Linked DNA regions of Homo sapiens: region 2 is linked to region 1. Evidence: read pairs that join two places in POLR2A ChIA-PET (ENCODE). Cell type or tissue: PC-9. All regions are shown on one strand. Links, peaks and the distances in the headings refer to the core of each region. The heading gives the core; the rest is flanking DNA. Region 1 has its middle 21 kb from the start of NAP1L1. Region 2 has its middle 76 kb from the start of LNCOG.

What was found. ChIA-PET counts read pairs that join two places held together with the same protein. Peaks named below come from ENCODE experiments on the same cell type or tissue, not always from the same donor. Only the 100,000 strongest peaks of a DNase experiment are listed, where the experiment ranks them.
Region 2: POLR2A ChIA-PET joins it to region 1 with 6 read pairs; 2 of 35 experiments call an interaction of 5 or more read pairs at or near these places.

The regions. Positions count from the first base shown.
Region 1 is chr12:76,103,957-76,106,876 of GRCh38, forward strand. No RefSeq gene overlaps it. Among named protein-coding and RNA genes, the nearest start is that of NAP1L1, 21 kb to the left of the region's middle. In PC-9, for the core only: no CTCF peak of the experiment used is centred there; a DNase peak (open chromatin) is centred at 1,795.
Region 2 is chr12:76,182,571-76,185,490 of GRCh38, forward strand. No RefSeq gene overlaps it. Among named protein-coding and RNA genes, the nearest start is that of LNCOG, 76 kb to the right of the region's middle. In PC-9, for the core only: no CTCF peak of the experiment used is centred there; a DNase peak (open chromatin) is centred at 1,101; H3K4me3 peaks cover 314 bases; H3K27ac peaks cover 1,818 bases.

The sequences.
Region 1 (2,920 bases), core at 331-2,830:
AAATTTTCCAGACCAAGTTACAATTAGCAATTGAGACTACCAAAAGCTATTTTGTTAATCTATTTTTAAAACACTGAATTAGATCAAAATAGCAAACATTTATTGAGCTCTTACCATGTGCCAGGCACTGTTCCAAATGTTACATATATGCCTCACTTAAGTTTTACAACCCCTTGAGGTAGCTGCTGTTGTTATCATTCCCATTTTAGAGATGAGGAAGCTGAGGTTAAATTGCTTGCCCAAGGTTGCACAGCTACTAAATACTAGCTCAAGATATCTAAAAGTGGCTCATATGTGGGAAGCACTATTATCATTATTTTCTCTAGCGGAAAGACTGTAGAGTATGGTGAACAGTATGCAGGGCTTTGGAATTAGATATAACAGGGTTTAAATACCTATTATCCCCAGACCAGCCAAATCGTTTGAAACAAGTTAATTCATCACTGTGAACTTTACTTTCCTCATCTGCATTTTGAAAATAATAATGACTCCCTCATGAAACTATTGTATAGATTTAATAAGACAATCTATAAAATACTTCATAGACAGTCTGTTAACATAGCACTATTTATTGATTGATTGATTGAAACATGTTCTTGCTGTGTTGCCCAGGCTGGTCTTGAATTCCTGGGCTCAGGTGATGCTCCCACCTCAGGCTCCCAGAGTGTTGGGACTACAGGATTATAGGTGTAAGCCATCATGCCCGGCCTTTTTTTTTTTTTCTTTTGCAGTGATACTGTCACAGCTTACTGCAGCCCTTGACTTCCCAGGCTCGAGTGACCCTCCTACCTCAGCCTCCCAAGTAGCTGGGACTACAGGCAAGCACCACCACATCTGGTAATTTTTTTTCTTTTAGTAGAGATGAGATTTCACTATGCTGCACAGGCTGGTCTGGAACTTCTGAGTTCAAACGATCCTCCCGCCTCCTCCCACAGTGCTAGGATTACAGGTGTAAGCCACTGTCCAAGCCTCTCTGGTTTCTTATAACAAAAGTTGTCCTAAGAAACAATCAGACCTATTGAGGAGTTGCTGACAAATGTCTTGCTGGTCATTACTCCCAAACTTGAAGAGTTGTACTCTGTAGGTAGTTTGCAACTTTTTTTTTTTTTTCCTGAGACAGTTTCGCTCCCGTTGCCCAGGCTGGAGTACAGTGGCACGAACTCAGCTCACTGTAACCTCTGCCTCCCGGGTTCAGGCGATTCTCCTGCCTCAGCCTCTTGAGTAGCTGGGTCTACAGGTATGCGCCACCATGCCTGGCTAATTTTGTATTTTTAGTAGAGATGGGGTTTCACCATGTTGGCCACGTTGGTCTGAAACTCCTGACCTCAGGTGATCTGCCCACCTCAGCCTCCCAAATTGCTGGGATTATAGGCGTGAGCTACCACACACACCCGGCCTTTCTTTTTTTTTTTTTTTTGAGATGGAGTTTTGCTCTTGTTGCCCAGGCTGGAGTGCAATGGAGCAATCTCAGCTCACTGCAACCCCCATCTCCAGGGTTCAAGCGATTCTCCTGCCTCAGCCTCCCAAATAGCTGGGATTACAGGCACGCACCACCACGCCCAGCTAATTTTGTGTTTTTAGTAGAGACAGGGTTTCACCATGTTGGTCAGGCTGGTCTCAAACTCCTAACTTCAGGAGATTCACCCACCTCAGCTTCCCAAAGTGCTGGGACTACAGGCGTGAGCCACTGTGTCTAGCCAAGTTTGCAACATTTTAACAGAGCCCTTAAGCAGATCTAAAAGGTATCTCAATTTATTCACCACCTTGGGAGGTGCATTTTCTTTACTTGACTCATCTGGCAGTCCATCAAGATGACATAGTTTTCTGCTGCTCTTTCTTGTTAGGTGGCACTTGGAACCTCAATCAAGTACTTATTTAAGCTTTTTTTTTTTTTTTCTGAGATGGAGTCTTTTTTTTAATTATTTTTATTTTTTTGAGATGGAGTCTCTCACTCTCACCCAGGCTGGAGTACAGTGGCCTGATCTCAGCTCACTGCAAGCTCCACCTCCTGGGTTCACGCCATTCTCCTGCCTCAGCCTCGTGAGTAGCTGGGACTACAGGCACCCGCCACCATGCTTGGCTAATTTTTTGTATTTTTAGTAGAGATGAGGTTTCACCATGTTAGCCAGGATGGTCTTGATCTCCTGACCTTGTAAACCGCCTGCCTTGGCCTCCCAAAGGGCTGGGATTACAAGCATGAGCCACCGCACCCGGCCTGTTTAAGTTTTGATAAAAGAGTTTGACTATATCCCCAAGCACTCTTGCTGTCTGTACTTCTGATTAATTGAATGAAAATACTGTTTGGATAAAAAGTCTGGATGTTTTTCTTTCCTAGTAGAACTAATTTGCTCCCTACTACCTGGTATCTAAAACATACTCTCCCCTTAGCTATCAACATAACATTTCTCCATTTCCCATACTGACCTGAAACATTTAGTTAAGAATTGACTGAGAGATGCCACTTGCATAATGCTTACTTAAGGTCTTGAGATTGGGAAAAAACTGATTTATCATTATGGTTATTATTGATTCTTTCAAATCCCTCTAGTTTTGCTTCAATATTGCTGGTGAATAATACTTGAGCATTTACTTATTGTTAGGAGGATAACACAAATTATCTCATTAATTTGAACATTTATGATTAGGGATTAGTGTCACAGTTGACAGACATGGAAACAGGCTCAGAGGGAGTAAGTAAATTGCCAAGATTACACAGCTTCTAAATGGTGCAGCCAGGATGCAAACCCAGATCTTTCTGACTCAAAGCTTAAGCAATTAACACTAAATGGTCTTCGTTAGCTGCTATCAATGCACCTGGGCCATATAATTTGTTATCTGCGACAACATTCTTATTAGTTAAATGTAATATAAACTTTTACAGAGGGTCATAAAATAATTCATTTGAATAGCCATTTGGTTG
Region 2 (2,920 bases), core at 157-2,656, 78 kb after region 1:
CTAAAGACATTTTTATTACTAAAGATATCTTTTATTACTAAAGATATCAGTACCAGAAAGAGAGCTACTCCTAGACAACTTTTCTCACCTGAGAGACGCTTATCTGCACCACACGACAACCTTTATTCACCATACATTTCCTCTCCTCTTCCCATAATTTGTCTCCACCCATCTTCCCACCCAGAAATTCTAACCCCTATTCCTCTCTGTAGCTCCTGATAATATATGAGTTTCAATCATCTGACCCCTTCCTTGAGTCTTATATTTTTGTGGGTCTCCTGTGTGTGCAGACACAATTCAATTTTTTTTCGCCTGTTATTCTGTCTTATTTCAGTTAAATTCTTGGACCAGTCACAGATTCCAGAAAGGTAGAAGAAAGCATTTTTCCTTCCTTGCACCACCCAAAGGAGAGCATGATCAGCCCAGGTCAAGGGAAGAGCAAGAAACTCTGAAGAACCCATGAAATCTCCCATGAGAAAAGAATCAACTGCTACCCTCTCTTGTTCTCATCCAAGGTTTCCCACTTCAACCATTACCAAGTTCAGCCAAGTAACAGTGTCATATTTTCTTCCTTTTCCTCCCTCTCCCTATTTTGACCCCAGCCAGAGAGAAATCACAGGTGGCACAGGTGAGCTGGGAGAAAAGAGAGAACGGAAGGATCACAAACTCCTTCCACATGCAGGCTTTCGACACAAGCCCAGGCTGGAGAAGAGGTGATGGTTTAGCCCTGATCTCACGTTTGGATTTTTTATTATTATGTGAGACCAACTATATTAACTTTCTAAAATAGGATTGTTTTACAACTAAAAGTGACTAACACTGAGAGTGGCCCAAGACTCTCCATGAACAAGAAAAGTTTGTCTCCACTGATAAGAGTTTAAAATGATGGAGCAAGACAAATATAGTGTTTGGATCACATTCTATGGGTCATGCTTGTACAACATATGGTTACATAAGCACAGAGCAGCAGGGACTTCCCACCGCTTCCCTAAGAGAAGCCCTGTACTGATTCTGTCAGCTGCATTCTCAGCCTTGGCTCCTGGGATAAAAATGTCTATTGGATGAGGATCTGAAACATCAGATTCTGAAACTTTTTGTCTGGGAAAGTGCCAGGTGACTCAGAGCTGCGTAATGTAACGAAATGAGTCAGATCATCTCTCAATGTGCTCTAAATGAATCTGCTGTCTTTAAAATGGTGGCAGCCTTTCTCCATGGTCCTGGTTGGAAATAAGTACGTTCATTTATTCATTCATGTTTGAGCAGCTATCAGGTACTGAAGATTAAAAAAACAATGAAACACAGGCATAAGCTGCAATGATACAATCTGCTTTGTGCTCTTCTTTTAGTGCAGAGGAGGAAATGACTCTAACAGAGATGGTAATTAAAATGAGGCTTGATCAGGAACTGCTAAAATTGGTAGATCTCAACCTCACTGGTGTGTTTGGAATCACCTGAGGTTCCTTGAAAATACCATCTTTTACCCTTGAGAGATTCTGATTCATTGGTTTGGGCTTCTGTTTGGGCATCAAAATTTATTTAAAAAATTCCCCAGATAATTCTAATGTGCAGTCAAGATTGTGAACCCTTGCCTACATAAACATAACAAATCTAAGTACCAAGGTGCCAAGATGATAATAGGTGTATTAACATTTTATTTTTATATGAATTAGACATTTTCAGCTTATGAAATGAAAGCCAGGGATAAATATTTTAATGTGTGCATGAGCCTTTGACAATCTTTTGTATTCCTCTTCAGATATCTAATTTATTAATAAAAGAAACACTAGCACATGTTACCACCTATCAGAGAGCACATTTTTTCCAATGATCTTTATAGATTATCATTTTTCACTTTTCTGTAAAATCTGTTTTTACTAATAGACTCTGGTCTTGAACTAGTCTATAAAAACAAAGTTCATACATTAAAATGTTGAGTAGAATATTAATAAGACATATCTATTAGTTCATAAGAAACAATCTTTTAATTTTTCTTGGAGGTTTCAGTATCTCTGATGCAATAGTAGAGGCTGCCTTAAAAACTAAAATAATATTCATTTCTGCTGGATCTTTGAGTAAAATATAAAAGAAAAAAAGAAAAAAGAAAATCAAATAATAATATACAAGATGCCAAAACTTCAAATTAATTCGCCAGCTTGCTCCTGGGTGTCAGTTATAGAAAGAAAAGATGAAAAAAATTCCAAGATTTTATACAAATTTACTATATGTTTTTGTTTTAAAAATCATATTAGAACTAAAGGTGAAAATTAGTCAGTTGTAACTTCCGGGTCCATCACTAGCCATGTAATTTGTTTTATACTCTGAAGGCAAATGTCCAGTGTGAAATAATACCAGGTACTTACCTCAGGTAACTTCAATTGTTTAAAAACACCCACACCCACACGCACCAATGTCCATGTGGTAGCCACATGTGGGAGTGATTCTTGCCTATTCCATCAGTAACATTTAGAAGGGGTAGAAAATTGATGTTTTTTCCTTTTTATATCATTACGTACATTGTCTTCAAAGTATTTTTTAAGTTCTCTAAATCAATTTTTTCTACCCATCTCTCTCTTTAAAGTGGTCTTTTCTTTCTGATTTTTTGTTTCCCAGTCTCCCTTCCCTCTCCTCCCCTCCCCTCTGCCCCCTTCCTTTTCTCTCTCTCTCTCTCTCTCTTCTTTCTTTCTTTCTTTTGAGACGAGAGTCTCACTCTGTCACCCAGGCTGGAGTGCAGTAGCACCATCTCAGCTCACTGCAACCTCTGCCTCCTGGGTTCAAGCGATTCTCATGCCTCAGCCTCCCGAGTAGCTGGGACCACAGGCGTGCACTACCACGCCTGGCTAATTTTTGTATTTTTAGTAGAGATGGGGTTTCACCATGTTGGCCATGCTGGTGTTGAACTCCTGACCTCAGATGATCTGCC